Regions from separate parts of the Homo sapiens genome. Here region 2 is linked to region 1. A link is a loop called in an ENCODE intact Hi-C map of the cell type or tissue named here. Cell type or tissue: heart left ventricle. All regions are shown on one strand. Each heading gives the region's core, and the rest is flanking DNA. Links, peaks and the distances in the headings are about the cores only. Region 1 overlaps FNDC3A (fibronectin type III domain containing 3A). Region 2 overlaps CDADC1 (cytidine and dCMP deaminase domain containing 1).

Region 1 (16,853 bases), core at 5,991-13,990:
AATCTTCCTCCATCCCTTTATTTTGAGCCTATGTATGTCTCTGCATGTGAGATGGGTCTCCTGAATACAGCACACCAATGGGTCTCAACTCTTTATCCAATTTGCCTGTCTGTGTCTTTTAATTGGGGCATTTAGCCCATTTACATTTAAGATTAATACTGTTATGTGTGAATTCGATCCTGTCATTATGATGCTAGCTGGTTATTTTGCCCATTAGTTGATGCAGTCTCTTCATAGAGTCGATGGTCTTTACAATTTGGCATGTTTTTGCAGTGGCTGGTACTGGTTTTTCCTTTCCATATTTAGGGCTTCCTTCAGGAGCTCTTGTAAGGCAGGCCTGGTGGTGATGAAATCTCTCAGCATTTGCTTGTCTGTAAAGGATTTTATTTCTCCTTCGCTTATGAAGCTTAGTTTGGTTGGATATGAAATTCTGGGTTGAAAATTCTTTCCTTTAAGAATGTTGAATATTGGCCCCCACTCTCTTCTGGCTTGGAGAGTTTCTGAAGAGAGATTTGCTATTAGTCTGACGGGCTTCCCTTTGTGGGTAACCTGACCTTTCTCTCTGGCTGCCCTTAACATTTTTTCCTTCATGTCTACCTTGGTGAATCTGACAATTACGTGTCTTGGGTTTGCTCTTCTCAAGGAGTATCTTAGTGGTTTTCTCTGTATTTCCTGAATTTGAATGTTGGCCTGTCTTGCTAGGTTGGGGAAGTTCTCCTGGATAATATCCTGAAGAGTGTTTTCCAACTTGGATCCATATTCCCCATCACTTTCAGGTATACCAATCAAACATAGGTTTGGACTTTTCACATAGTCCCATATTTCTTGGAGGCTTTGTTCGTTCATTTTCATTCTTGTCTCTCTAATCTTGTCTTCACACTTTATTTCATTAAGTTGATCTTCAATCTCTGACATCCTTTCTTCTGCTTGATTGATTTGGCTGTTGATACTTGTGTATGCTTCGCGAAGTTCTTGTGCTGTGTTTTTCAGCTCTATCAGGTCATTTATGTTCTTCTCTAAACTGGTCATTCAAGTTAGCAATTCCTGTAACCTTTTTTCAAGGTTCTTAGCTTCCTTGCATTGGGTTAGAACATGCTCCTTTAGCTCAGAGGAGTTTGTTATTACCCACCTTCTGAAGCCTACTTCTGTCAATTCGTCAAACTCATTCTCCGTCCAGATTTGTTCACTTGCTGGCAAGGAGCTGTGATCCTTTGCAGGAGGCTTTTGGAATTTTCAGCCTTTTTGTGCTGGTTTTTCCTCATCTTCATGGATTTATCTACCTTTGGCCTTTTGTCTTGGTGACCTTCGGATGGGGTTTCTGTGTGGACATCGTGTTTCTTGATGTTGTTGCTATTCCTTTCTTTTACTTTCCTTCTAGTAGTCAGGCCCCTCTGCGGCAGGTCTGCTGGAGTTTGCTGGAGGTCCACTCAGACCCTGTTTGCCTGGGTATCGCCAACAGAGGCTGCAGAACAGCAAAGACTGCTGCCTGTTCTTTCCTCTGGAAGCTCTGTCCCAGAAGGGCACCCACCAGATGCCAGCTGGAGCTCTCCTGTATGAGGTGTCTGTCGACCCTGCTGGAAGGTGTCTCCCAGTCAGGAGGCACGGGGGTTAGGGAACCACTTGAGGAGGCAATGTGTCCCTTAGCAGAGCTTGGGAGCTCTGCTGGGAGATCCACTGCTTGCTTTAGAGCCGGTAGGCAGGAACGTTTACGTCTGCTGAAGCTGTGCCCACACTTGCCCCTTCCCCCAGGTGCTCTGTCTCAGGAAGACGGGCGTTTTATCTATAAGCCCCTGACTGGGGCTGGAGCCTTTCTTTCAGAGATGCCCTGCCCAGAGAGGAGGAATCTAGAGAGGTAGTCTGGCTACAGTGGCTTTGATGAGCTGCGGTGGGCTCTGCCCAGTTCCAGCTTCCTGGTGGCTTTGTTTACACTGCTCAGGGAAAACTACCTACTCAAGCCTCAGTAATGGCAGACGCCCCTCCCCCATCAAGCTTGAGTGTCCCAGGTGGACTTCAGACTGCTGTGCTGGCAGCGAGAATTTCAAGCCAGTGGATCTTAGCTTGCTGAGCTCTGTGGAGGTAGGATCCGCTGAGCTAGACCACTTGGCTCCCTGACTTCAGCCCCCTTTCCAGGGGAGTGAACGGTTCTGTCTTGCTGGCGTTCCAGGAGCCACTGGAATATGAAAAAAAGCTCTTGCAGCTAGCTCAGTGTCTGCCCAAATGCCTGCCCAGTTTTGTGCTTGAATCCCAGGGCCCTGGTGGTATAGGCACCGAAGGGAATCTCCTGGTCTGCGGGTTGCGAAGACTGTGGGAAAAGTGTGGTATCTGGGCCGGAATGCACTGTTCCTCATGGCACAGTCCCTCATGGCTTCCCTTGGCTAGGGGAGGGAGCTCCCCGACCCCTTTTGCTTCCTGGGTGAGGCGATGCCCCACCCTGCTTCAGCTCGCCCTCTGTGGGCTTGCCCTCTGTGGAAGAATCAAGTCTTACATACTGGAAACTTAAATTAACTAAAAAACGATAAGACTAGATTTTTGTCTTTGGATTACCCTGTGTAATGAAAACGACACATTTTCTAGAGATAATCTTCATCTTAAATTAAGATTAATAATAGTAGCCCACTAACCTCACATAATCCTTCCAGGAAGATTATTGTTAAAATTCATTAATTTATGTGACAACTATTTATGGGACACTTACTACATTTGAGTTACCACAAGAACACAAAAATAATTAAAAGGCAGTTCCTATCTTAAGGAACCTAAAATCCTGTAGGAGTAAAAATACATATGCAGTTGTCCCTTGGTATGCATGGGGGATTGGTTCCAGGACTTTCTGTGGATACCAAAATTTTCTAATGCTCAAGCCTCTGATATAAAACGGTGTAGTACTTGCTTATAACCTACAACACCCTCGGGTGTACTTTAAATCATCTCTAGATTATTTATCATACCTAATATAATGTAAATGCTGTGTAAATAGTTATATTGTATTAAGAAATGTGACAAGAAAGTCTGTACGTGTTCAGTATAGATGCAATTTTTTTTTTCAAATATTTTCAATCTGTGGTTGGTTGAATCCATAGATTTGGAACCTAAGGATATGAAGGGCTAACAGTACATAATTATATTAGGTGATATGTATTATAACCAAGAAGTGGTTCAATAACATGATCTAGGTAGGCCCTCAAGGATGGGTAGAATTTTAAAAGGCAGAAATGGAGAAATGAATAACATTCCTTAGATAACAGCATTAAGGAAACACCAAGTAAGCATGTGAGAAATGTTCGGCTACAAAAATGGACATAATTGAAAGTATCAAGAAAATGGTGCAAAGGCAAACCAGGACAGAACCGTGTAAAGCCTTAAATGTCAAGAAATCTAGACTTCATTGAGTGTACAAGCCGGCTACAGGCTCTTTATGACCAAAGAAATGCTATAGGAAGATTATCTCTGTGGCTTTTGGTCTAAAGATTACAGAACCTCAACTCGGATGATTATCTAATTTACAAATATTTACTGAGCTCCTACTATATGACAGGCTATATACTTGGCATTGAGGATATGAAGATAAGTAAGAGTCTTATATGATCTAGACTTCTTACTTCTTACCTCATTCCCTTCTATTCTCCCTTGATGAATCAGTCCAATCATACTGACCTCCTTGCTGTTCCCAGGCATGCTGTCATCTTAGCCACTTGCACTGGCCATTTCTGTCCAGAATCCTCTTTTCTCAGATAGATGCATAGCTAACCCCCACCTGTCCTTCAAGACTTGGCTCAAATCTTACCTGCCCAATGAGGCCTCTTCCGACCACTCTTGTAAAATATAACCAGCTCTAACACATTATAGGATTTTTTTTTTTTTTTGAGACGGAGTCTCACTCTGTCTCCCAGGCTGGAGTGCAATGGTGCGATCTCGGCTCACTGCAACCTCCGCCTCCCAGGTTCAAGCGATTCTCCTGCTTTAGCCTCCCTAGTAGCTGGGATTGCAGGCACCTGCTACCATGACCAGCTAATTTTTGTATTTTTTGTAGAGACAGGGTTTCACCAGGCTGGTCTCGAACTCCTGACCTCAGGTAATCCACCCGCCTTGGCCTCCCAAAGAGCTGGGATTACAGGCGTGAGCCACCATGCCCAGCAAACATTATAGAGTTTATCCACTTTTTATTTGCCTCTTCCCAGAAGAATATAAACCACAGAGCGGCATGAGTCTTTGCCTCTTTCAGTCATGGACATATTCCAAGCACTCAAGAGTGCCTGACATATATAAACACTCAATACATATTTGTGGAACACTGTTGAACATAGGAACTGTAAGAATTCATAGTCTCAGGAAAGAGAATTACACATTTCATAAGTTTATGAAAAGAGGAATATATATATTAATAATATGCCACGAAAGCCCAAAGGGAGAAGCACCTGGAAAGGCTCAGGGAAAACTGCTTTCAGAGCTCACGATGAAGTGAAATGAAAAGGATAGGAGTTTGCCACAAAAAATAAAACGAAAAGGTACTGTAAGATGAGAGAACAGCAGATAACCTAAGTGCACTGAAAGAACTTGTCTTAATCATCTTTTTATCACTAGCTCCCAATACAGAGCTCAGTACGTGGTGCCACTCAATAAATCATGAACTGAACTATGCTAGAGAACAGTCTTCATGTAAGAGAAGGAAGATCTGAGAAGGTGCAACAAAGAAGTAGAAAACAAAAATCAGGGCAGCATGATGTCAAGGAAATCTGTAGTAAATCTTATCAGTGGTACCAAATTTTTAGAGGTCAAAGAGGACCAGGCTGGAAAGCAGGACTTTGGATTTGGTACATAGCGGAAAGCAGTTTTAGTAGAGTAATATAGACAGAATGCAGACTATATTAAGGAGTCAGTGTGCTAAACAAAAGTAGAGATAGTTAGTAGAGACTACTCTGAAAAGCTTACAAGGTAATTTCAGTACGTGATCTCATCTCATAATGAAGGCACTGAGACTGAAGGAAGTTGATTTGCCCAAGACCATGCAGCCAGCAAAGGTTTGAAATAAGATATGGATTCAGCTTTTCTGAATCCATTCTAAATCTCATTCCATTCTCTCCTTCCCAGCACGCTCTTCTTTTGCTGTGGTTCATATGATGGTGTGCTTCACAGAGTGTGCAGAAAATCCACCCCAATATCCCACCACCAATATTCTGGCATAATCAGGGAGGAAGTAACAGAGGGCCTGAAGAAAAACTTCAAGTGTAAATTCAATGCTAGGGAGAGAAAATGATTATTTCCCAAAATAGATTGAGGCAAAGCGTGCAGACCATACGAAATCTCAGTAGTGGAAGATATTGAACACCTGCAGATTTTACAGTTTAATTCAGTTTGCCTGTGTTCATAAATTACTATACTTAAGGTCAGAGCTTCCCAGTCATTATGCATAAAAGGTTACAGGTGTATGGAGATACTGATTTTTTTTTTTTATTTCCCCCCCCCCCTCATCCCTCAGGGTTGCTAAACTCTTTTCTATTGAACACAATATGCCATGCAATTATCAACAGTGTCTGAGATTCATTGTATGAATAAAGTTGGAAGCATTGTCTTGGGTTACATCTAAGCAAATTTCTAAATTTAAAAATGTCAGTGTAGGCACCTTTACAACCTAAAATATTATTTTTATTTAGTCATATATTTAGGGAGACAAAACTCTAGAATGAATTTTCTTTTGTGACTTAACACCCAAAGACAAGGACAAATGATGAGTGCTGCCAATAAAAATTTTTCTTCCTTTCCAAATGTACTAAAATACTTGAAATAGATTTATGATAGATACACAACACTTGGTAAGCCTCAGTAATTAAATGGTTTTTTTAAATCAAAATCAAAGTCAAAGAGAATAACATTATCACTATTATACAAATATGAAAAGAAAAATAGCATAAAAACATACCTGTGGGGCATATCCAGGAGGCACATAGATAGGAGGCACAGAACCATTTGGGGACATCATTGGAACCTGAGCAGGACCTGAATGGGTCACATAAATGATGTATTAACCCATGATTGCTTATCAGGCTAAAGTTGAAAACAATTTGAATTACATTTTGAATACTTCATCTAAACACTCAAGCCAACAGTAACTACATTTTTATAAAAAGAAATTCAGATGATTGACTTGTTATAAAAATTTATCTTGTAAAGTGCACAAATTACCCTTTACCTACATTTGTGTTTTTTAAAGTTGCTGGGGTAGGGGTGGTGGGGGGCGGGGAGGTTGGAGGGCTTTTTAAAACATATTAACAGGCTCTCCTAGAGATTCTTAGTCAATGGGGTCTTGAATCATTATATTCACTTTACAAATATCCCAGGTGACTCTTATAATAGTGTAAGTTTAGAAACACTGACCTAGAGAAAAATCAAACTAAACTCTGCATATAAAATCAATGAAAAATACAAAAGGCAAAATTTTCAAAAGTTACAGGGACAAAATAAAAAAGCAAGAGTGAAAAGCAGCAAGAGGAAGAATAGTTAGAAATTTGGAACTTGCTTTGTTAGGGTTAAAATACTTGTGTAATGTGTGACTCATGTCTATGGGGGCTTAAGAACAAAGAGAAATGCCACACGTGTACTTACCCAAAGGAAAAAAAAATTTTTTTTTGTTTCTCACACTAAAAAGTTCTAAAAAAGAAAATTCAGCTTCTCTCACTCTACACTTCCTTTCACTTTTATAGTGTTAGGTTTTCCAATTAACTTTTATAACTATTATCTCTAGTTTACCTTCTCTTTTAACATTTCTGGGAACAAAAGAAGCATTTGGAGAAGGTGTGTTTTGTTCTTTCTAGGAACTAAAATCTTAGTTGCTTTATGTAACTTTTAAAAAAGTCTCTTACCCCCCTTCAGTTCCTTTCTTCCTGTAACTTTACACTGCAGTGTCCCCTCATGCCCACCAGTTTTTTATAACCTGAAATGAAACCTTTTCAAAGAAATTACTTATTTCTAAGGGAATAAGAACAAAGGTCTGATGAGGAATGTAAAGGGGGAAGGATCTCTTTTATATGCAGAATTATAATCTACCATTATATAATGGCTCTCAGCTATAAAAGAAATAAAGGAGGAAAAGCTCAAATGTAGGGTAGAAAACAAGTAACTCTGTTAATATTATACATACTTCAGAAAATCAGAATAAAGGACATGGAGGTCACAACAAATCCGGATTACAGCCATTCTGCCCTTTCTAGGGAAGGCAAGGGGTGAGGACAGAACCACACAGTGGTGATGAAATTAGGGCTAGGGAGATGAGAGAGCTAGGGAAGAGAAAAGAGAATACAAAAGAAAGGGGGTGTAAGAGGGAAACTACTAAACGGGGTGACGGAAAATACTAAACAGGGGTAAGGAAAGTGGGGAAAGTGGAGGAAAAAAGGGGGAAGCAAGCAAGGAGAGGAGAAAGGCAAGAGGGGAGAGAAGGAGAGAGGCGAGAGGTAAGAGAAGAAAAGGGAGGGATAAGAAAGGGGACAAGAGGCAGTAAAGGAGAGTGAAGAGAAGACAAGAAGGGAGGGAGAGGAGAAAACAGAAGGGTAAGGGGGAGGAGGAACGATGTGGAGAAATAGGAGAAAGGGGGAGGGGAGGGAAAGGACAGAAGAGGTGGGGAGGGGAAGAGAAAGTAGGGATAAGACTGAAGTGGTTGAGAGAAAGTAAGAAGTGTTTGTGTAGAACACTAAATTACACTATATAATATCTGGCTGTGAAAAGAACTTTTCAATAAGATACTCTTCCCATCCAAAACAAGACCACCACCAAATACATGAAGTTGTCCAGAATATTATTTTAATTATATATAGCTAATACTAACTTACTATGTGCCAGGCCTTTTACATATTTTTTCTCCTCATAATCATTCTATCAGGTAAATATCATCATCATCATCATCTCCATTTTCTAGATGTGGAAACTGAGGCACAGAGAGGTTAAGCTCCCCAAGTGGTAGAAGTGGGATTCAAAACCAGGTAGTTTTATTTCTAAGGACATATCCTTACCACATTTTTAGTAAACATTAAAATACTATGCAGTATTGGCAACTGATATAATTTGAGGCTTAAGAACAATGCTCTAAAGCCTCTAAGGAAAATTAAGGCCTTTGTTGTCTTTACATCCGTAAAAACATGAGAGAAAGAATAAAATTTTCTTAAGTTTAAGCAAACATTACCTATTAATTTACTGAATAAAACTTGTGAGCTGCTTTATACCTCTAGGCAGAAAAGCTTCATGCAAAACTCACCTTTTAGCTCCTATATTCTAGACTCAAGAGAAATGAGAACTGTTTTAAACTAATGCTGGTTTACTTCCATTAGCTAATTTATATAAAACTACAGTAAACTAACTTCCTGAATCCTTACAGGTGGCTTAGGTATTACTTACAATATGTGAAATTCAGCTGAGAACTTGACAGAGAATTCACTGAAAATCATATTTTATAATGTTAATAAAGGCCATTAGCATTGCACTTTTACTGTGGGTCCTTTTATATGCTGTCAAATTTAATCCTTACATCAAGTCATCAGAATAGGTTTTTCTTTTGCCATCAGAATAATAAGTTATTGCTAATTACATTTAAAATAGTAAAATCACACAATTGCTTCAAGTGGCCCTCCTTTTACCAGAAATACGAATATATATGTAGTTACAATTCAAACCATTTTATACTTTGATAGCCGCTAAAATAGTTTATAATTTGGTAATACAAGATTCTACTTTGTTTTTTAATTATATCTAAGTGTGATGCTGAAAAGAGAAATGTAAGCTAAAATAAACCAGTAGTAAATATATTACTAGATGTAGTCCAGGAAAAAGACTGATTAACTTACTTCTTTACGAAGTAATCCTTTCACTCTAGCAAAAAAATTTTTTTTTTATCCTGAGGCAGAAATTGTACATGGTTAGATTTTTTTTTTTTTTTTTTGAGACGGAGTTTTACTCTGTTGCCCAGGCTGGAGTGCAGTGGCGCTATCTCAGCTCAATGCAACCTCTTCCTCCTGGGTTCAAGTGATTCTTCTGCTTCAGCCTCCCGAGTAGCTGGGATTACATGCATGTGCCACCACGCCCGGCTAATTTTTGTATTTTTAGTAGAGACGGGGTTTCACCATGTTGGCCAGGCTGGTCTTGAACTCCTAACCTCAGGTGATCCACCTGCCTCGGGCTCCCAAAGTGCTAGGATTACAGGTGTGAGCCACCATGCCCGGCCAGATTTTCTTTTAAAAAGACAATTTATCGGTATCATATTTAATGCCTAAAATATTGCTGTGAAGTAACATTCAACACTGAATGCAAACCCCTATTGTATAAACATAATAAATACAAGTATCGATGTTTAGAACTACAACGTTTACAGCATCTCATGTCTGTTGTTACTCCTGTGTCTATAGTAGCGAAACCTTAAAGCCTTGCATATTTAATGATGTAAATGTTTGATTAGCTCCTTAGTTCCAACAATACTTTTTAATTTAGAAAGTAACAGAAAATTAACTACAAACTGACTTAAATTTGTATGCAATGAGGGAGATTTTGTCCCAAGGAAGAAACTCAGATCCTATTGACAAATGTATGCCTGGCACAAGAGTAGCAATACCTGACAACAACTGTGCATACACTTAGCAGCTCCTTTATAATCTATGTGATTTGAGCATGATTTACCCCAATCATGGAGCTATTAAGGATACATTTCCTATTTCAAAAACCTGCAGAAGAGTAAACAATTCTAACCAATTGTCTTAAGAAATTTGAGAAGCTCCCCACCCCTGCTTCTTAAAAAGTGCCATCACTGACTTAAAGAAGATATTTCAACTAGTATAACTTAAATTCTTCTTTATCTTTCCTTGTTAATATACATTCATATTTAAGAGGTTTTTTTTAAATAAAATTACAAATTTGTCCAGGAGTTTTAATTCTTAAAATGCAACGTGCTGCCGCTGTGCTACACATTCTCTATAAGCCAGCGTTCACAATGGCTTCCAAATAATCTGATGCCAATTTTCAGATTTTAGCTCTAGAAGAAAAACCTAGTAAAATAAAGATCCTAGAATGGAATATTCCGTGGAATACAAAATTACAAAATAACTCTACATAGTCTAACCTTTTTGTATTTACATGGCAACAATTTAAAATATTTTATGGCGATGATATTTAGCATCTATTTTTAAAAACACACGGCATGACTTTAGATTAATACAATGCTTTCTGTCTTAAAATAAAAGCAGAATGTTCGAAAACAGCAAATCTTACCACTCATTTCGTTTTTACAGTAGCAGCAGAGAACAAGAAAATCCAACAAGGAAACAGCGTAGTACACGTTAACAGCTTTAATTGGAGAACGGCTTTTTTTTTTTTTGCAAGGCTGTAAGAGGAAAAGATCCTTTGACCGAGTCACGTGACAGTCATCACGTGACCTGCAGTGACCCAGGAAAGGGCAAGGGGGAAAAAAAAGCAAACGTTCCCGCTTGCAGCATTTCTGATATAGGGGAAAAAAAAGATTAAATGATTTCTACTGCTGCTGCCCTGAATTTGACCATCTTTCAGACTTCCTTATGAACCAATTCAAAAGCTCATCAAAGTATACTTTTCAGAAATATATATTTGATGTACAATGATTCTCTTTGTGTTCAATAACACCACAGGTGCTATCTTCTAATTTTTTACTCATGCAGCCTGCCGCTAATTTTCATTTAGAACATTTGAGATAATATTAATTTAAAAGATTCAGTCTGAAATGTCATTGTATAACGTAATTCTCCATACTCAATCCTTAAGGAATATCCACAATACACAAATAATTGTGTATAGAATATAGGTTTGATAGACATGTGTCTCAAAGGTGGGATTTATGTTTCAGGCTGTTATTTGCCTCTTAAGAGAATAAAGACTACCACTTTCATTATTGGTTTTATTTTCTTTCTGATTTTTTTAAATTTAAGATTTAAATTAAAGTGCAGGTGCTCAGTAGATGGCATTCTTACTCATATCCACGAATCTGAAAAGACAGCCTCAGGTGCAGGTTCAGAGTTCTCTATCCAAGAACAAGTAGAGACCAGAAAGGAGACCAAAGATGTCCAGTTACAACAGGAAAGAATAAGAACTTTTGGAGATCTTTCATTACTTTATGGTGCTATGTAACTTCAGAGGAAATTTATTAACAGCTAACAAAAATATACAGGTAATGATAATGACAGTGGTTTGTAACAAGTTGTACAGTGGAAAGAAAGTGAATTTTGGTATTAAAAGATATATTTTAATAACAGCTTCAGTATTTATTAGCAAGGCAATTTACTGCTCTTCTCTGAAGTCTTAGCTTATTTCAGTGACAAGGTTAATCAACATCATAGCATTGTTGTGAGAATGAAATTAAATAAATTTAAAGTATCAAGTATATTGGTTGATGATACTCAGTAAATAGTTATAATATGTAAAAGTATGATCACCATGTTTTCAAAAATAACCACATAGTGCAGAGTACATACTAGGCATCATTTGGAGTGTTTTACTTGCGTTAACTCACTTAATCCTAACAAGTGAAGTGAGCATCATTTCCAGGTAAGAAAACTGAAGCAGAGTAACATGCCAAGGGCACAAAGCGAGGCAAAGGCAGGATTATCTAATAATAAGGCTATACTTTTCAAAAAGTGTAAACTATGTTCAAAGGCCCCATCTCACACAAAGGTGGAAAACAACTGGCAAAGGATAACCTAGAGAAATAGGTCTCAATAAATATATGTAAGACACCCCAGAGGAGATAAGACAGTAAGGGCCTATTCTTACAAGTGGGGAAAGGTAATTGTTAACTTCAAAATTCCTATGAAAAGGCAGGGTTGCCCTGAAAAACGAGACCAAAGGGCAAGGAGTCTCCTGGTCTCAACAGAATGTACTCATATACGTTAGACCCAGCCCCCCTGTAAATCCGACCATGTCTCTGATCTTCAGCCCCTAAACAAAAAGCAAGCCTCTGCAGCCCACCTTCTTATTTTGGCTCACATTTGCACACAGCCTGTATTTCTATTTCTTGACTATTTAACTTATCATCTCCTTTCAATCCTTTCCATTATGCTCACTAGAAAGTTTTTTTCCATTATAAATAAATTCTCCTATATCCTCAACCTTTTTACAGAACACTTGTTCCTGTGTTGCCTTGAAATGAAGCATGGATGTCCTGTAGAAAACTTTCCCCAGCATGCCCCAGGAGCAGAGACTTCCTATCCTCTCCTGAAGCAGTGTTGGTAGTCTGCAGATACTCCAAGGCTGCTTCCCTTCACCACTGTTGTTCCTGTTTCATGCTAAAGTTCCTTCTTCCTTGAGATCACGGCATATGTGCATACAACCCTCTACCCCTTCTCAATGCTTTAAGGCTGAGTCCTCATTTATTGAGAACTTTGGCGCTGTGATCAATTTTGTTCTCTATCCCAACTCTTGTCTATCAGCATGACTTTAATGTCCAAAATCTAGGCTTAAAATTCCTTGAACTCGTGTCTTTCATTCTATTTTTAGTAACCCATGTTCAAAGATACATCCTGGAACTTATTACTTAGAACTCCACTATCTCATCTTTGAAATATCAAACTTTCATGTGGCCATCATATCTTTCTTTCATCTCTCCAGTTCTCTTTCTTCTACATTTGTTCTTCATAGTGATCTCCCTTTTCTCCTGATCCAACACTGCCTTCATAGCCTGATTTCCTTTCTCATCCATGTCTTCCTTTGACTTCCCCATCTCCTGAAAATCTCCAAGTTCAATCCGTCTTCTCTTACACCTGAGCTGTAGAAATCAAGCAGTACTCAGACTGGCATGTTTATAAATTTAGTATCTTCAGCCTTAACTCAGCTGTCAGCACTGCTCAGGAATCCTTTCATGAATCTTTCCCTGGTCAATCCCTTACACTGTTTTCTAGGATGATTATCAGAGATTCTCGTTACACTTTAAGAGCCCTCCCCAACCTGACTTCAACCATATCTCGAAATTGAACTCTTCACATTATTTGACATGAAACTGAACTCTTGATGTTATGGAACTGAACTCAATATTACATACACACTTTTCTAATTCCTTTCCTCTATTTGCAGAAGAAGCATTGTTCCTTCACTAGATCAAAGGTATCTTTCCTCTTTTACTCTTGATCTGATCCTCCACTTGGACTTGGCTTCACTGGTCATTTCCGTCCTGTCAGGTATTTTTACCTTTTCCTTTGTTCAGTCTCTTTGAACCATTGCATCTGTGCCCATAAACATGGTAAAGTTTCACACATAAACCATGCATATCATCCATCTCTCACTGACACTTTTTTTCTGCCCCATCATACCATCCAGCTACCACTCTTTTCTCAAACTTCTCAAAATTAACAGTAACTCTATTTTCTAACATAACTCTATATAACTCTACTTTCTAACATAACTCTATATAACATTAACTCTATAACATGACTCTATTTTCTGACCTTACATTCACTTTCACATTTTAAATAAAATTTTGATTATGCAATATTTGATACATACAAAAGAAAATAGTGCAAGTCATTAAAGTGACTGTTTCAAATCCACCATCCAAGCCAAGAAACAGATCATACCAACACTGTTGCATCCATGTGCTCCTTCACCATCTAATCCATCACTTTGTGCCACTCATGTCTCCATTATCCTGAATTTTGAGTTTATTCTTACCTTTCTTTTAAAAATAATTTCCTACAAAAAAATCACATATATCCCTAAACAATATTATGATTTCTAGGACTTATCTATGTAGTTTCATATAGCTGTAGTTTCCTCATTTTCATTTATGTTTTTATGTAAATAACTATAATTTGTTTATTCTGTCATTAGCTTTTGGGCTCTTTTCAGTTTCTGTTGTTGTTGGTTTTTTTTTTTTTTTTTTTTGCTTTCATTCACTTAACAAACATATATAGATTATCTACAATGTGCCAGATAGTGTTCTGGGCACTAGAGGAAGAAAATAATAACATGGTAAATAAGTAAATCATATTCAAGTAAATCACGAAGTATATTTGAAAGTGATAAATGCTATAAAATAAAAAAGAGAGGCTGGGTGTGCTGCTTCGCGCCTGTAATGCCGGCACTTTGGGAAGCTGAGGTGGATCACTTGAGCCCAGGAGTTCAAGACTAGACTTGACAACATAGTGAGACCCCATCTCCATAAAAAATCTCAAAAACTGAGTTGGGTGTGGTGGTGCATGCCTGTGGTCCCAGTTATTCAGGAGGCTGAGGCGGGAATCTTGCTTGAGCCTAGGAAGCTGAGATAACAGCGAGCTGTGATCCTGCCACTGCACTCCAGCCTGGACAACAGAGTGAGACCCCATCTCAAAAGAAACAAATAAAACAGAGTAGGGTAAAAAGGATTTTAAGTACTAAGATAGGCTGATGGTGAGGGGGAAGATTGAATACTGCAATTTAAAATACAGACATCAGTTTAGGTTTCAATGAGAAGGTCACATTTGAACCAAGACTTGAAAGAAGTGTGGGAGTGGGCCATATGGATATCTGAGGGAAGAACATTCTACACAGAGGGAGCAACCAGTGTAAAGGCCCTAAGGGGGAACATGACTGGCATGTTTAAGACTTAACAAGGACACCACTGTCACCAGAGCAGCATGAGTGAAGGGGGAGAAAAGGAGTGAGGTTAGAGTGATTAAGAGGGAAATGAGCTACACTCTGTTAGGCCTCATAGGTTACTGTATGCTTTTACTTTGAGTAAAATAAGAGCCATTGCTGGATTTTAAAACATGATCTAAGTTATATTAAAAAAAATTCATCTGACTTATACATATTGCTGGTAAGTATATGGTACAACCATTTTGCAAAACTGGCAATATCTACTAAACTTGAACATATGCATACTCTATGATCTAGTAATTCTACTTTTAAGTATATGGGCAGTGGAAATGCTTACATATAACACCAACCGAAGGATGTAATTTAGAACATTCATAGCAGTACTAATTTTAATAGCACAAAAGTGGATGAAGCGTATTTGGGGATGATCAGGTATTCAGATTTGGACATGTTACGTTAGAAATGTCTATTAGTCATCCAAATGGAGATTTCAACTAGCAGGCAGTTCATTTTACTATTCTGGAGTTCAAGGAAATACTTACCTAGTCTAGAGATACAAATTCCAGAGTCTTTGGTAGATAGGCTTTAAATCCATGAGACTGGATGACATCAACAAAGGAATTAAAGTAGATAGAGAAGACAATCTAATGCTATCTCTTAGAGAGAAGCATGGATCAGAACACTGCTGCTATCTCTATGTCTCTCAGCTCACATGTGCAAATGTTTCTTTAAGGTATGTACCTAAGAGAGGAAATGCTGTGTCTTAGGGTTTTGTGAATGTTAGTTTTTATAGGATAGTGCCACATAGTTTTCCCGAGTATATTAATTTATATTCCTACCAGCCAGGCATGTATAAGAAGTTCCACTGATTCACATTCCCTCCATTACTTGGTATTTAGATTTTTAAATTTTTGCCAATCTCACTTTGATCTTATTTTGCATTACCCAGTCCATGTTTCCCACCTATTCTTCTACTGGGTAGTCTTTTTTAAAAAATAGATTGGGAAGAGTTTTTATGTATTCTGGATACTAATTCCTTACGGTTACATTGGTTGCAAATATACTCTTCCTAGTTTATGACTTATATTTTTCATATATTTTATGATGTACCAAAGTTCTTAATTGTAATGGAGTCAAATTTACTGATCATTTGATAGTTAGCATTTTGTGTGTTTGTATCCTAAAAAAACTTTCTCTACTCTGTAGTCATGAAGATACTCTCTCTTTATTATTATTTTTAAGTTTATCCTTTCACATAAGTCTTTAAGTCTTCAAGCATTAATTTTGGGGTAAGGTATGAGAAAAGGATCTGATTCCATTTTAATCCAAATGGATAACCAACTGTCCCAGCATTGTTTCTTGCTCCCTATCCCCTAGGACATGTCTCTTACTTTTTGTGGGCACAATAATGCAATTAAAATTCTTACAGAAGATCTTTTTTTAATAAGAGGATGGTACCTAGAGCAGAGCATCCATTCTACCAAATGACTTGAAATGGAAGTCTCCAAAATCACATTTCTTTTCTTTTCTTTTTTTTCTTTTCTTTTTGAGACGTAGTCTCACTCTGTCACCTGGGCCACCTGGGCTGGAGTGCAGTGGCGCGATCTCAGCTCACTGCAAGCTCTGCCTCCTGGGTTCACGCCATTCTCCTGCCTCAGCATCCCGAGTAGCTGGGACTACAGGCGCCCGCCACCATGCCTGCCTAATTTTTTGTATTTTTAGTAGAGATGGGATTTCAGTGTTAGCCAGGATGGTATGGATCTCCTGACCTCGTGATCAACCCACCTCGGCCTCCCAAAGTACTGGGATTACAGGCATGAGCCACTGCGCCCGGCCCCAAAATCACATTGCAACCCACCATAATCAGGCTTTTGTCCAGCCCACTCTACTGAAACTGCACTGGCAAAAGTCACTGAGATGAAATTCTTACTTACCAAATCCAATGAACATTGCTAACAACTCTCTTAAATATTCTTCCTTAACATCTGAAATATTAGTTTCTCCTAGTTTCCTTTCTACCTCCTGATCATACTTTTTCAATTTCTTTAATGGCTTCTTGTCTTCTGTTCTTCCTTAAGTGTTTATTTTCCTGGGAGTTTTGCTCTTGGTCCACTTCCCTTATTCTACATGATCTCTCAAGATGATCTTATTTACTACTCTCATGAAAGATTATCATTCTGTATCTCATCCAGACTTTTTCTTGAGCTCTAGATCTATAATACTTAATTTACATAAAACTCAAAACCAGTTATTTTTTCCATCAATAGTCACTCCGCCTCTGTGTT
Region 2 (16,853 bases), core at 3,103-11,102, 170 kb before region 1:
GGTGAAACCTCGTCTCTACTAAAAATACAAAATTAGCTGGGCATGGTGGTGCATGCCTGTAATCCCAGATACTTGGGAGGCTAAGGCAGGAGAATCTCTTGAACCTGGGAGGTGGAGGTTGCAGTGAGCCAGGATCACGCCACTGCACTCCAGACTGGGCGACAGAGTGAGACTCCGTCATAAAAAAAAAAAAAAAAAAAAAAAAAAGCAAAAAAAAAGCTACTTCCGTGCAATGTTAATTTGCATTTCTCTGACTACTAATAAGTTTAATCATCTTTTCATGTGTTGATTGGGTGAACTAAGTTCAGTTCACTCACCTTGCAGCAGACCCAGACCTGATCTCAGATCCCAGCTTATATGGACATTTGTCCCCAGGATAGCTCTGGCTATTGTGTTCGCTTACTATTGCTCCTCAGATTCTAGCAAAATGCCTTCTTATCTCTATTTTGTTCTTAGGAGAATATTTCTCTTATTTTCTTGAAAGCTCCATGACTCTTTAAAAAGAATGCTTGTTATGGGTTACCTGGGTTCCATTTGCATGGAGTGGAAGGGCACTTGAGAGTTGTCAGTCACACTGCCTGCCTTCCTTCTCTGTTTGTCCCTGCTACTGGCACTGAGAGAGTATCCAGCAGCAAGTCCCCCTCTGAGTTAGACAGACTGATTTACCCAAAAGTCAAGCCCCAGTCTAACAACAAAGCTGGTGTTGTAACTTTCATCTGTTGATTCTGGTGTCTATTTCTCAACTGAATCAAAAATTGGAAAGGAATTACATACTGTATGATTCCATTTATATGAAATGGCCAGAATAGACTAATCCATAAAAACTGAAAGAGTGGTTGCCTAGGGCTAGGGGGAGTGAAGAATGGGGAGTGACTGCAAATAGGCATGAGACTTCTTTCTCAGATAATGAAAATGTTCTGAAATTATGTTGTAGTGATGCCTGTACAACTTCGTGAATCTACTAAAGAAGCAAATTTATGATAGATGAATTACATATCAGTAAAACTATCATATAATTAAAAAGGAAATGGGGTATTGCTTACTGAGATCAAACACTTGTTCAAAAATGCATAAACATAAACTTAACTGTTCAGTTGAACTGTCACAAAGCAAACATATGTAACCATCATCTGGGTCAATAAATAAAACATTGCCAGCAAACCAGAAGCCTTCCTTTTGTCCCCTCCTTCCAATCTTGGGGCTTTAACCACAGCATGTCTTCCTTTTCCTTAGTAATCTAGGAATAATAAATCCTAGATACAAGCCCTTTGTTGATTATAAGTGGCAAGTATCTTCTCATATTCCATGGCTTGCCTTTGCACTCTTGTAGTGATATCTTTTTTTTTTTTTTTTTTAAGGCAGGGTCTCACTCTGTTGCCAAGGTTGGAGTAGAGTGGTACAAGCATGGATCACTGCAGCCTCAACCTCTTCATGCTTAAGAGATCCTTCCACCTCAGCCTCCTGAGTAGCTGGGACCACAGGCATGTGCCACCACAATTGGCTAATTTTTGTATTTTTTGTAGAGAGAGGGTTTTGCCATGTTGCCTAGCCTGGTTTCAAACTCCTGGGCTCAAGCAATTCACCCACCTCAGCCTTCCAAAGCACTGGGATTACAGGTGTGAGCCACTGCACCTGGCCTAGTAATATATTTTAATGAACAGATATTCTTCATTGTAGCATAGATAAATTAACCTTTTTATGATTCGTGCTTTTTGTATCCTTTCCCTAACATAGGAAATTATTCATTGGCCCCTTCAAACACTGTCATTGAGTGTACATTATTTAATCAGATGTATAGATAGACAGAGAGACAGACCGATAGATAGATAGATAGATAGATAGATAGATAGATAGATAGATACAGCCTTTTTTGCTAATAAATTTTTAAAAAGAAAGATGCAGTGGATATGTACTTTTTTCCAAATTGCAAACAATACATTTTCTATTTGAATCAAATAAAGCTAATTCAGAACACTGAAAATCAATATATTCACAGAAAAATTATTCTAAGACCTTTATACTTCTTGATTTTTCAAGGTTAAAAAATTGTTATTATCAAGAAAACTTACAGAAAACTTCCATTTACTTCAAATCCAAATAATTCGATAATATAGTTACTGTTTTATTTTTATTTTTAGAGACAGAGTTTTGCCCTGTCGCCCAGGCTGGAGTGCAGTGGCGCTATCTCGGCTCACTGCAAACTCCACCTCCTGGATTCAAGTGATTCTCCTGCCTCAAACTCCCAAGTAGCTGGGATTACAGGCATGTGCCATGATACCTGGCTATTTTTTGTATTTTTAGTGGAGACGAGGTTTCACCATGTTGGCCAAGCTGATCTCGAACTCCTGATTTCAAGTGATCCCCCTGCCTTGGCCTCCCAAAGTGCTGGGATTATAGGCGTGAGTGACCACACCTGGCCTATAGTTACTATTTTAGAATAATATTATATAGCACTCATATCTAAAATTATGTGCCTAAAGAATTGTAAGACTTCTCAAAGATTATATTACATTCAAAATATCTGTAGTAGTATACGAATAATAAAGCTTTAAAGACTAGTAATTCATTATGGTAGCTGTGATGATTCTTAGTTAATCAGATTATTCAAGTTACCAGAACATTTCCAATCTGGGCAAATGTGGGTTTACTCTAGAAGAATGTATATATCCTCATCATTTGGTCCCAATCCATCTGTACTAATTATACATATTTTTCCTTTCTCACTCCCCAATAAGCTTTTGTTTTGTTATAGAAGAGCATTGCTGTTTACTGTTTCATATGCATTTAATTTATAAAGTCAATTTGTGCATAATTATTTGTATTAACCTGTAGATTCTATAGGAGTAATTATTAATCGGCACTTTCCATAGCACCTAGCATATGGTAGACCCACAAATATTTATGAACAAATTGAATGGCAAAAATCTAACCTTCAAAAATAATATGCTCCATCTATTAACACAATTTTCATCACCTGATCATTAAAATTCACTGTATATCCTTTCTCCTCAGCAACAAAGTTCACCTCAATACATAAATACTTACTTTCTCTCCTTTCAGGCTCATTTTGTTCAAGACCATAAGCTCCTGATGGATTCAGCTGCCACTGTAAGAGTGCACAAACATTTTACTTGTTTAAAGAGGATTTAATACATAGCATTCCAGCACATTGATTTTAAATATCAAAACAACTTCTTAAAAATGGAAGAAAAATGGCTGGGCATAGTGGGTCACACCTGTAATCCCAGCACTTTGGGAGGCCAAGGTAGGTGGATTACCTGAGTTAAGGAGTTTGAGACCAACCTGGCCAACATGGTGAAACTCCGTCTTTAATAAAAATACAAAAATTAGCTGGGCGTGGTGGCACGCGCCTGTAGTCCTAGCTACTTGGGAGGCTGAGGTAAGAGAATTGCTTGAACCTGGGAGGTGGAGGTTGCAGTGAGCTGAGATGGTGCCACTGCACTTCAGCCTGGGTGACAGAGCAAGCCTCCATCTTGAAAAAAAAAAAAAATTAAAAAAATAGAAGAAAAAGAAGTTAGCATGTTCAAATTAACAAAGCCCTAATAACGCCACACTGAGTGATCCTGAATGATATAACTTCTGGGATCCGAATCAATACTCTTAGAGAAGTTGAAGATTCTTTACATTCATTTTAATTGGAAGTAAGTGGAAGACCAGAGGATTGGAGTGACTTGTCTCAGGTTACACCCTAACTACAGGAGGCAATAGAATTAGAACCCATGCCCAGTACTATGGAATTAACATCGCATTGTATTCTATCTCCAGGTCCTAGAGAATCTTATAATAGCTAGAAAAGGCCTAGGTATTAAAGAATGAAAATATGACCAAGATAGGCCATGCACAGTGGCTCACGCCTGTAATCCCAGCACTTTGGGAGGCTGAGGTGGGTGGATCACGAGGTCAGATAGAGACCATCCTGGCTAACAAGGTGAAACCCCGTCTCTACTAAAAATACAAAAAATTAGCTGGGCGTGGTGGCCGGTGCCTGTAGTCCCAGCTACTCGAGAGGCTGAGGCAGGAGAATGGCGAGAACCCGGGAGGTGGAGCTTGCAGTGAGCCGAGATTGCACCACTGCACTCCAGCCTGGAAGACAGAGCAAGACTCTGTCTCACAAAAAAAAAAAAGAAAAAAGAAAAAAAAAAGAAAAGAAAAAGAAAATATGACCAAGATTACCTTGCCTTTTAATGTTGTTATATCATAAACTATTACCTGCATCATATCATTTTATATCATATCATATATCTCCTCTGATTACTGTATTTCATCTCAACCATTCAGGAATAAATAGGGAAGCCTGAAGATTCACAGATATTACATAGAATATTGGGGCAGGAGAAAATAAAAATGGAGAGTAATCGGTATCTTATAGCACAGCCCTTCTTTTCTCAGCTGGATAGAATCTCTATCAGAATCACTAATGACTTAACCAAAAGGCCCTGCTAGGGCACCATCTCAGGACACAAATATGGATTACCCGGGAGCCTCTTCCATAAGCATCAGTTCACTCATCAGATTAACTAGTTAACATCACGAGCCTTGAGGGGGGATGAGATACAGGACAAACATTTTACCATGTATTAAAAGTCCCTGGAAAGGGAGGACATCTAGAAATGGTTGGTTATTTAAACGAATGGGATGGTTTAGGCTAGCACCAAGAAAGAGAGAAGACTTAGAAAGGGTAGGAAGCTACATGAGAAATTACCAAAAAAATGTTTAAAATTAGGCATTTTTTGAAAGACGTCAAACCACTAAAACCTATTAATTTGGGCAGACAAAGTAAAAACAAGTAATCCTGAATTTATGTTTAAGGACATTCATAAAAAGGCTTCTTATAACTGTAAAAACTTAGAAACAATCCAGGTGTCCAACAACATGGGAATGGTTAAATAAGTTAGGCCTATGGGTTGGAATATTGTGTTAAATTATTTAAAATATTTTTTAAAGAACTTTTAGTGGCAGAAAATACAGCAACATGTTAATTGTGGTATCTATGAGTTGTGAGATAATACACGTTCTTTTTTATTTTCCTAGTCTTCTACAATGAGCATATACTACTTTCATAATAAAAATAAGTAATATAACCTAATAGAGAAAAATCCACACATATTAAAGAGAAAACAAAGAACTGAGTATGTGGACATGGATATAGATTGATAAAATCTATTCTTGGAAACAGTGTTGCCCAGTCCTAGCCTGGTTTGTGACAACACCACAGAATAGAACTACTTATCTCAAGGTCTATGGTAACTTATCAAAAAGGAAAGCAAAAAATCTTTCAAAGTAATTTCAATTTGCTTTAATCTTAAAAACAAATACCAAATTTATTGACACACACTATTTTTGATAATCTTGGTACTGAAATTCAGATTTAGAACAAATTCTAGTTCATGTTAATTACTTGCATTTACAAAACTAGGTATCTAGCTAACCATCTACATAATATTTGCAGCCAGGCCAGATGAGAAGGATGAGAAGATGGACAGCTCATCTTCACTGGAGGTAGAACAGAGAACAACCATGAACAACAGCCTTTGGAACATGTGCCTGAGTGAGGGTATTTCCGGGAGGGTCTGGCCCAACTGGGTGCTTCCTTTCCCATCTCTGCCCCTGAAGATCCCCTTAGTCTTCCTGCCTCCTTCTGCTTCTCTTGCCCTTTCTTAAGTTCTTCTGATCTCTTCATTCTCTTTACAATTGAAAAGCTATTAAAATCTACCAGTAAGCAAGATATTTCAGAATTCTCCATAACCCATCACTCATAGTCCTTAATCTTTATGATTAAGTCACTTAATCTTTATGAGGAGAACTTGAAAAACCTATTTATTCACACTCTTCAGGAGGAATGAAGAGACAGAAAACAAAAACACGGAAGTAGAGATTTCTCTGACTAGTTGGATATAAGCTTTTATTGAGTTTTACAAAAAAGGTATCTTTCCCATCTCTGCCTTCTTTCAGTGCCATGTCAACACCCCCTCATTTAAAAATGTGATAAACTTTAAATAAGACAATTAGAAAAAAATGACAATATTACAAATGGTAAAAACTTATGATACTTCATATACACATGACAGACACTGGATAGTATGTTTCTATATTTAAAATTATATACATATATAATTATATGTTATATGTCCAAGTTAATCATATATATGTATGTTCCAGGTATCCTGGACTCAAACTGATGTATATGGCAGGAATGTAAAGCTGAAATATATAAACGGTTCTTTTATATCATTTTTCTTCCCACTGCAAATTCTAGTAGTTAAATGTTACATTAACTCATTCAATGCCAGGATTAAATCATTGGATGTCATAGAAACAATGTATGATTCTGGACAGGATCCTTTTGCTATATAAAAGCAGTCCCCAACCTTTGTGGCACCAGGGACCAGGTACCGGTTTCATGGAAGTTTTTCCACAGACCAGATGGTGAGGAATGGGGGATCATCAGGCTTTAGATTCTCATAAGGAGTGCACAACCTAGATCCCTTGCATGGGCAGTTCACAATAGGGTTCACACTCACATGAGAATCTAATGCCGCTGCTGATCTGGCCGGAGGCAGAGCTTAAGCAGTAATGTGAGCAATGGGGAGTGACCATAAATACAGAAGAAGCTTCTTAACTGGTACCCAGGGGTTGGGGAAACCTGCTATATAAGACATTTCTTGGGCAGCTAATGAACCTTGACTGGAATCTGTGGATTAGTGGCAGTAATGTATCAATGTTAATTTCCTGATTTTTATGGTTGTAATTATGTGGTTATTTCTCATTTGAGGAAATAAAGGGTGAGCTGGTATCATGTCAACAACTTCTGGGAAAAAATTTCTTTGTAGTGTTTTTATAACTTTTCTGTATGCTTAAGGTTTTTTCCAAATAAAAAGCTTTTTGAAAACCAAAATAGGCTGAGAACAGTGGCTCATGCTTGTCCCAGCACTTTGGGAGGCTGAGGCAGGCAGATCGCTTGAGCCCAGGAGACAGAGATTGCCAAGATGGCGCCACTGCACTCCAGCCTGGGTGAGATAGTGAGACCCTGTCTCAAAACAAAAACAAAAGCAAAAAAAAAAAAAAAAAAACCCACAAAAACCAGAACCCAAATAGTGAAGAGGTATAAAGACTTAAAAGTTCTTGTGTTTTCCATGAACTACCTCAGTACATTTTTGGAACTATCAAATAAGAAATTCTTTTTTTCCCGGGCCAGTCGTGGTGGCTCATGCCTATAATCCCAGCACTTTGGGTGGCCGAGGCCGGTGTATCACCTGAGGTCAGGAGTTCAAGAGCAGCCTGGCCAACATGGTGAAACCCCGTCTCTATTATTAAAAATACAAAAGATTAGCTGGGCATGGTGGCGTGCGCCTGTAATCCCAGATACTGGGGGGTGGGGGGAGGGGGGTGGGGGTAGCAAGGCAGGAGAATCGCTGGAACCCGGGAGGCTGAGTTTGCAGTGAGCCGAGATCACGCCATTGCACTCCAGCCTGGGCAATGAGTGAAACTCCATCTCAAAATAAATATATAAATAAATAAACAAATATTCTTGTTTTCCTGATTTTTCTCATGAGAAATGTGTGTGTTTGTGTGTGTGCACCTCCCTTTGTTTGGGGGTGGGGGTGACCTTTAAACTATTGCAGGGGATCCCAAACCTTTGGCAGCAACCAGTACTGGTCCGTGGCCTGTTAGGAACTGGGCCGCACGGCAGCAAGTGAGTGCAGGCGAGCGAGCATTACCGCCTGAGCTCCACCTCCTGTCAGATGAGCGGTGGAATTAGATTCTCATAGGAGCAGAACCCTACTGTGAACTGCACACCTGAGGGATCTAGGCTGCGTGCTCCTTATGAGAATCTATTGCCTGATGATCTGAGGTGGAATAGTTTCATCCCAAAACCATAACCCCATCTGTGGAAAAATTGTCTTCCACAAAACCGGTCACTGGTGCCGAAAAGGGTGGGGACTGCTGAAGTATTTTCACCTCTATCCACCTCTCTAAGCCAGAAAGGAGAGGGAAGAGATGGGTCAGAGATTTTTCTTTTATCAGCCACCAGATGGCACCAAAAGATCCACTGGCTCAATTCTCTACAGAGATGTAAATTCATAAGGCAGGAATCCTTAGCTGAACAGTTGCAGTTAGGTAAGGGTTTGCACATATAAATAAACTCAATAATAATAATAATTTGTTGAAACTCGGCCGGGCGCGGTGGCTTACGCCTGTAATCCCAGCACTTTGGGAGACGGAGGCGGGCGGATCACCTGAGCTCAGGAGTTTGAGACCAGCCCGGACAACATGGCGAAACCCCGTCTCTACTAAAAATACAAAAATTAGCCAGGCGTGGTGGCCGGCGCCTGTAATCCCAGCTACTCGGGGGGCTGAGACAGGAGAATCACTTGAACCCAGGAGGCGGAGTCTGCAGTGAGCCGAGATCGAGCCACTGGCACTCCAGCCTAGGCAACAGAGAGAGACTCTGTCTCAAATAATAATAATAAAATAATAATAATAATAATAATAATAATAATTTGTTGAAACTCTTTAAAAGGGTGGGAATCACTAACTTACAATATTGCAGCAGGGTACCTAACAACATAATACAAAATACACCTGAAAAAAATGTGTATCTACTTACCGTAAATTTGCTAACACCTTCAAGCTCCCCGAACCTCATGTAAGAGATGTCTGCCTTCTTTTTTCCAACATCTACATCTCCTGCATAGATTTGTTTTATGCCTGCACCTTTAATTAAAGGTACACACTCATCACATGGGCACTTTGTCACAAAAATCATGCTTCTTTCTTCTGGTTTTATTTCTTGACACCTACAAAAAAAATTATAAAATATCAGAAAGGTCGTTTCTGAAAGGGTAAGTTATTTTTTAGAAAAATCTTTAAACACTAAAATTGAGCTGTTTTAAAAACAGATTTATGACATTATTAATAATGATCATCAAGCCTTAGACTTGCTGAATTACTGAATGTTCAAAGTATGTAAACCCACAAAAGTGTTATGATACAACCTGAACATGACAATTATTATAACTAAAAATAATTTATTGATTCTAAGTAAGAGGTTCAGTTTCAGATTACAAAATAAATGAAATCAGGAAGATACAGACACCAAAGAAAGAGAGAAAAAACCCCCAATGCTTTCTAAATAAGTACCTGTTTAGAATACTGGAATTAGATTTGAAACTGATACCTTAAGAGCTAATCATGTCTGATTAGACACTAACTCATCTTGTTAGACAAATGACACAGCCCTATCTGGTACCTAGTGGATAGTCAATAAATGTTTACTAAATGAATAATCAAATACTTAAGTTCTGTTTTGACTTATAGTTCCCTTACCCCTTCCCTATCATAGGATAATTTTAAAAAGAAAAGTTTCTATTTGATATATTCACACCTCTGTACAAAATGAAGCAAGTAAATCTGTAATGAAGAGGACAAGGAAAAGAATAGAGGGAATTTTGGGTGAAATTTTGCATGCTGAGGGTAGTTTAGGACTAACAACTGGGGCTGCAAGGACTGACTTCCGGGTTCTGAGGCTTACGTAGCTCTCAGCCAGCCATCTTCAATTCCTCCACCGCCAGCCTTCCACATCCATCTTCCTTGTTGAGACTGTTATTTACGTTCACCTGGACTAGGGCAACAGAATTCTATGCATCTAGTCTGTTCAAACAATACTACCTACATAATCTATAGCGTATGGCTCTGTCAATGCCATTCCATTTCCCCGCTGCCTACCAAATGGAGCATAAACTCAAAGTCCTCTCGAGTCCAGTCCCAGCCTGTCCTTGTGAGCTGTCTTTCCCTTGTGTCCACATTCCAACCTAACTGGAATATTCATGCTCCTAAACACACCACGGATTTTCCTACTTCTAGACCGTTGCTTATGCTAGAAGCAAGAATGGTCTTCCCTTCCCTTCCAATTGCCCCAGTCTAGGAATCCTTTAAAGCTCAGTTCAGATGCCAGTTCTTCCCTAAAGCCTTTCCCTTGCACTCTCCCATTTGTCCATAGCAGCTCCAGAATGTCCGCAGCACTTTACATTTGCCCCTCCCACAGAATCCACAGCACGAGGTGGATGCCGTCTCATATCCCCTATTGCATTAGAAGCTCTCCAAGGACAGGAGTCATGTCTTACACAGTTTTTTAATCCCTTAACCTTAATGGTAAAGGCTGAGAAGTGTTTGTGAAAATGATGTAAATTAACAGGTATAATCACTAACAAAAGCTCTTTTGAAGCAATTTGGTTCATTATAAATCCCTATTCTGAATACTGCAGGCCATTGTAACACAATGGTAAGTATTTGCGTATCTGAACATAAAAAAGGTAACGTGTGATGTTACAATGGCTACTTCACTCAGGAATTTTTCAGCTCTGTTATAATCTTATGGGAACACGTTGTGCATGTAGTCCATCGTTGCTCAAAATGTCTTTCTGTGGCGTGTAACTGTATTAATAAATGCGTGCTCCAGATTTAGAAAACAAAGGAGCCTTAACATCCAGAAATATGAGAGGCTGAGCAAGATCCCAAAGGATAAACTTAAAGCAGTTTCATATTGGAGAGAGGCAAGGGAAAAAAAGACATGCTCAACAAATTGGGAAGACCTGAAGAGGCGATGACCTCAGGTCAGGTCATAGCTTCAGGTCTGGCAGTGAGGACCAAGCTTTACCAAAGTTATACTTCTGAAAGGAAACTTTCTTGGAATTTGAAAAAGGAAATAAATTACAATTATAAGAAAATTAATTTCAACCAACCCTTGCTACATTTTAAAGAAAAGTACACCAAGAAGGATTTCATACCTAAATGTCAAGGCATTCTGTTCCGCATGTATGATGTATCTGAATTTCCTTATTTCTCTGTCTTTCTGCTTGTCATCCATGTGTGGGAAGTCAGCATACTCAGATCCAACAGGAAAAGCATTGTAACCACATCCTACAAAGTACATGGCACCTGTTCCATCACAACTTCTCTACGAGAGTGAGCAAACCAATGGTTAGTTTCAACATTCTGAAAAGACACTTTGCAATGTATTTTTGAAGCTTGCTATCATACTTTGTATAATGAATATTCATTCAATTTTCTACAGTAAACTGAGCTATCAAAAAATATAATACCAGATACTCCTACTGCAGTGTGATCTTGTCAAAGCTAAATTCCAAGAAGGCCAACCACCTCTCTAATCTATAATCTCAAGGAAGTCCTTGTTTTTTGCAATTAATTAAATACTATCTTACTTAACTAACAAATTATTTCACTTGATTCAGATATTACTTCCCAAATAAATTATAGATCCTGGAGAGCAGAAACCATGTTATATATTTCTTTTCCATCCCTTCAACATGTTCGAGTATTCTGTACATAGCAGGTACTCAACAAGTGATTGTTAATTTCTTATGTGCTCTGTGCCATGCTACTGGTTAGCAAGTCAAAAACTTTTAAATACTTTAAACAGAAAATTTCTGTTGGGCTAAAAATGTGCTATTGTGATTTAGTTGGAAAATAAAAAATGCATTTTCATCTTCAGTATTTATTAAGCCTCTATTATATGCATATTATTATAGAACTTCTTACTTCAATGGCTCTTATTTCTCTTTTAAAGAGAAATAGTAGTTAATATGAATGCTTTATCAATTATTAGAATGAAATATTAGTAATGTGTGTGTAATAGTTTTTTGGAATATGCTATAAAACTCATTAAATTTCAATATATTATAATTACTCATGATAATATCAACAGACTCATTACTGTAGCAGCTTCATAAAAATCATGTAATAGTGAGCCAACAAAAGCCTGCAAACAAAATATTATCTCATTAATAAATCTGTTTGAACATTTACTAAATGTCAAACATCATGCTGAGTTATTTATTTATTTATTTATTTAGAGACAGGGTCTCACTCTGTCACCCAGGTTTGACTTCCTGGGCTCAAGTCATCCTCCCATCTCAGCCTCCCAAGTAGCTGGGACCACAGGCGTATGTCACTATGCCTGGCTAATTTTTTCTTTTTTTGTAGCAACGGGGTCTCACCATGATGCCCAGGATTGTCTTGGACTCCTGGGCTCAAGGAATCCTCCCACCCCCGCCTCCCAAAGTGCTGGATTACAGGCATGAGCCACTGCACCCAGCCATACTGAGTTTTACATGGATCATTTCATTTGATCAATTCTTGAAACAACCTAAAGAGTGATACTATTAATATTACTGTTTTACAGATAAGGAAACTGAGGACAAGAGTGATTAATTGTCTAGGGTCACAAAATGAGTAAGTAACATAGCCAGAATTCAAGCCCAGATTACTTGACTCTAAGCCATGTGTCTTTCCATTTCACCGTGCTGCCTGCTGGCCTACTCTAGAGATAACTAGAAACTGACATTCTCCACAAAATCATTAACAACCAGATGTTAAGCCAAAAGTCTGCTGAGCATTCATGTACACACAAATGAGAGTTCCAACCACCAGTTAGACCTATGCTAGGTGCTGGAATACAACTGTAAACAAGACAGAGAGTCCCTACCCTCATGAGCCTTCTAGTCTGGGGAGGGTAAGAAATTGAACAGATAACTTTAACTGTGATGAATGTCACAGACAAGTTGTACAGAGTGCTGAGGAATTTCTGGCAGAGGAGCCTAGTATTCTAGTAGGAGTTAACAGTTGGGGTACAGGTAAGTAGAGTCAAGAGGTATTTTGAAGGTGGAATCCATTGTGCTAGGTGATTGTATGTGTACAGTAACAGACAAGATGGTGACCACTGATGAGGGAGGAGGTTAGCAGGGAAGATACTGGATGAGTGAACTTGAGGAGTTTGTGAAACATCAAAGCAAATTGTCAGATTACTTTCTGTGAAGTCCCTGAGGCAAAATGTAGGCTCACCTTTCAGTCAGCTATATAGTTACTAAATATCTCTTGATTCTAGCCTCCTAACCCATCCCCACATCTCCAAGTCCTCATCTCTTTTTATTAATCTCCTTATTTTCTGTCTAGCCCTACCTCATTCTATTTATAATGCAAATCTGATCAAATCATTTCCCCACTTAGAACATTCTTGGAATGCACTGTCCCATACAGTCGCCACTAGCCACATGTGGTTAGTCTAGATTGAGAGGTGCTGCAGGTGTAAAATACACATAGAATTTTGAAGATTTAATATTTTTTAAATGCAGAATATTTCATCAATAATTTTTTATTGATTACATGATTAAATATTTTCTTAAAATTAATTTATCTGTCTTCCTTTTAAAAACATGGCTCCAGCTGGTTGCAGTGGTTCACACCTGTAATCCCAGCACTTTGGGAGGCCAAGGCAGGTGGATCACGAAGTCAAGAGATTGAGACCATTCTGGACAACATGGTGAAACCCCATCTCTACTAAAAACACAAAAATTAGCTGGGTGTGGTGGCACACACCTGTAGTCCCAGCTACTGGGGAGGCTGAGACAGGAGAATTGCTTGAACCCAGGAGGCAGAGGTTGCAGTGAGCTCAGACTGCACCACTGCACTCCAGCCTGGCAACAGAGTGAGACTCTCTCTCTCTCTCTCTCTCTCTCTCTCTCTCTCTCTCTCTCTCTCTCTCTCTCTCTCTCTCTCTCTCTATATATATATATATATATATATATATATATATATATAACACCTAGAAAATTTAAAATTCAGTTTGAGCCTTGCCTTTTCTCTCTACTGGTTAGTGCTGTGCTATAGTATGTCACTGCCAGGATAAAGTCCAAAATCTTTACATGGAATATAGAGTTCTTCATGGTCCCGTCCACTTTGTTGCTTACTCTATGTGCCAAATCAAATGCGTTTTCCCATATTCTCTCTCTCACCCCAGTCTCTGTGTGTTATTCTCCTGGTCCCATTAACTTGCTCTGCCTGATGATATCCTCCTAATCTTCAAGAATTTTAACATTATTAATATTAATATTAAGAATATTCAGGGCAGGCATGGTGGCTCACACCTGTGATCCCAGCACTTTGGGAGGCAGAAGAGGGTGGACTGCTTGAGGCCAGGAGTTCAAGACCAGCCTGGTCAACATGGCAAAATCCCATCTCTACTAAAAATACAAAAATGAGCCAGGTGTGGTGGTACATGCCTATAGTCCCAGCTATTCAAGAGGCTGAGGCATGAGAATCACTTGAATCCAGGAGGCAGAGGTTGCAGTGAGCCAAGATTGCACCACTGCACTCCAGCCTGGGTGACAGAGGGGGACTCTGTCTCAAAAAAAAAAAAAAAAGAATGTTCACCAAGAATATTCATGTTATCCTCCTGGTCCTATTGACTTGCTCTGTCTGAAGAAATTATCTTATTCTTCAAGAATATTATATTAGTAACATTAATAATATTCACCAACAGTATTTACTTATTTTTCCAAGCAAAGGTTCCTCCTCTATGTTCTCATGATATCAGTTATAATTACACTTACATATCAGTTATATTTTACTTCTACATCTCCATCACTAAACTATGAGGCCATAAAATGTGATCTTTAATCCCCAGCATTCACTGTGGCACAGTGCCTAACCTGTAGAGAGTGTTTAACAAATGTTTGCTGAATGAATGCGTCTATCTAGAAAACTGTTGAGGGATGAGCAAATCTTTATAGATCTTCATAAATGCACCATTACAAAAATATTAATATTTTTTTTTTTTTGAGACGGAGTCTCGCTCTGTCACCCAGGCTGGAGTGCAGTGGCACGATCTCTGCTCACAGCAAGCTCGGCCTCCCGGGTTCACACCATTCTCCTGTCTCAGCCTCCCGAGTAGCTGGGACTACAGGCACCCGCCACCACGCCCAGCTAATTTTTGTATTTTTTTTTTTTTTAGTAGAGATGGGGTTTCATTGTGTTAGCCAGGATGGTCTCAATCTCCTGACCTTGTGATCTGCCCGCCTTGGCAGTCAGTAACCTGTAATGCACCGAAGACTGAACTATGTTTAAACAAAATCCAGGTTAAATATTTAAAGAATTGTTTTCATACTTACAGATTTCCCTTCTGCCCAAATGACTGCCCCAACTCCTGTTTTATGATCCTCTGAAAGATATATGGCATTTAACTCAGTAAAAATTATGATATGTTAGTTTTAGAAATATATTTTTCCAAAAGTAATAAAAACTTGTATTGAAACATACTTCATAAATGTAGCAGCAATCCTTGTATCTTCACTAATTACAGAAAAGTATTAAAATAAACACTTTTAAGTATGGAATATGGGAGCTAGGTACCAAATAACTAGAGAGAGTCACTACCAACTCAGTCACACATACGTATGTGGAGGCCACTAAATGGCAGTGTCCACAGTCAGGTCCCTCAAAGCTGTAGCCAGAACTAAGTGCAACTTCATTGATTCTCCATTAACAAGCCGGTTTCTAAACAACTACTTCTGATAGGTGATAAAATTTAATAAAGGTTTCAGAACTAATGGATTTTGTGTAATAACTGTTCACAACAACCAAATTTGTCTTTTCCCAGCATTATTTATACTCTAATCATGGAAAATATATCTTATGAAAATGTTCTTGCTAAGAAAAAAGTTCAAACTTCTCATACGAACATAAACAAATCTTTATGGATCTATCTATCTATTGCTAGAAAGTACATGAAGAGAATTCTGATTTAAACAAAATGTTGTCCTTTCTTTGACCTTCAGTTTACCTTGAGGGAAAAAGAATGCAAGTTAATGACATCTTGCCCATTTCTAAATCAAATAGCAGAAGTTATAAACAAACATAAGATTATAATTTCCCTGTAGAACCAAAACCTTTGCAAAAGTAAAGCTGTACTTCTTAAAACCATTAATCTGAAACAGAAAATTAAAAAACAAAATAGAAATTCTACATATTAAGGATTTACTTTTTCCTTCTATACAATGTTGAGTTTCAAATTTCTAAGACAAATTACACTAATTATGAAAACCATAGTATTTATCAAAATCTTAATAAGGGACTAAGGTAGTTAAGTGGCACATTTACACGTAGAAAATAACAATTATCTGTGAACTTACCCTAAGGCATTTTCATTTTGGGGAGGATTAACTGAAACCGTGGTTTCACCCTACAATTTCCTAAAAGTGAATCCCTCCAATGATAACATTTTTAAATACCTACTTTCCAGTAAAGGTACAAAGAAAATTTGTGCCACAATTGCATTAAAAACTAGAATGAATGTCTTATTAAGAGGTTAACTTTAAAACAGTTATGATACTCTAATAAAATTTCCCATCTCAAATTCAAGCAAACCCTGGTTTTCAAAATTATACCACAAAGCATTTGTATAATTTATGTTAAACATGTTTATTCATGATCTCATTTTTACCCTAAAGGTAAAGCAGATAAAATTTCCATTTCTAGATGCAGAAACAGGCAAAGAAATAGACTAAAACTTAGCCCTCCAGATCCAACCTGCTTGGCCTTTCCTCCACCTTGCACCGTGACATAAAGAATTCCTTGACACAGCCTGGCCAACATGGTGAAACCCCGTCTCTACTAAAAATACAAAAATTAGCCAGGTGTGGTGGTGCATGCCTGTAATCCCAGCTACCTGGGAGGCTGAGGCAGGAGAATTGCTTAAACCTGGGAGGCGGAGGTTGCAGTGAGTTGAGATCGTACCACTTCACTCCAGCCTGGGGGACAGAGCAGAACTCCATCTCAAAAAAAAAAAAAAAAAAGAAAAAGAAATCCTTGACAAAAATTTCCATTTATTGAATGCCTCTTATGTTCCAAGTACTGTGAGAACTGAGGATGCAGTGGTGAGGGAAACTGTAGTCCCTTCCTCATACGACTTACAGTTGGATGGTGAAGGAGAACAGCAACAAGGAAACAAACAGTACTTTATGTGCTGTGCTCTGAAG

What was found. Peaks named below come from ENCODE experiments on the same cell type or tissue, not always from the same donor. Only the 100,000 strongest peaks of a DNase experiment are listed, where the experiment ranks them.
Region 2: a loop joins it to region 1, with 3 times the contacts of the local background. A loop is called at or near these places in 20 of 110 quality-filtered maps.

Annotation. Positions count from the first base shown.
Region 1 is chr13:49,103,796-49,120,648 of GRCh38, reverse strand. It overlaps FNDC3A (fibronectin type III domain containing 3A), which reads right to left. Exons shown (of 26, transcript NM_001079673.2): 4 at 5,918-5,994. Among named protein-coding and RNA genes, the nearest start is that of MLNR, 110 kb to the left of the region's middle. RefSeq lists enhancers at 6,823-7,326, 7,327-7,831. In heart left ventricle, for the core only: no CTCF peak of the experiment used is centred there; a DNase peak (open chromatin) is centred at 10,408; H3K4me3 peaks cover 2,497 bases; H3K27ac peaks cover 829 bases.
Region 2 is chr13:49,272,475-49,289,327 of GRCh38, reverse strand. CDADC1 (cytidine and dCMP deaminase domain containing 1) reads right to left here. Exons shown (of 10, transcript NM_030911.4): 6 at 14,988-15,037; 7 at 10,809-10,978; 8 at 8,630-8,819; 9 at 3,046-3,106. Among named protein-coding and RNA genes, the nearest start is that of CDADC1, 33 kb to the right of the region's middle. In heart left ventricle, for the core only: CTCF peaks have their summits at 8,037 (motif pointing right) and 8,052 (motif pointing right); no DNase peak of the experiment used is centred there.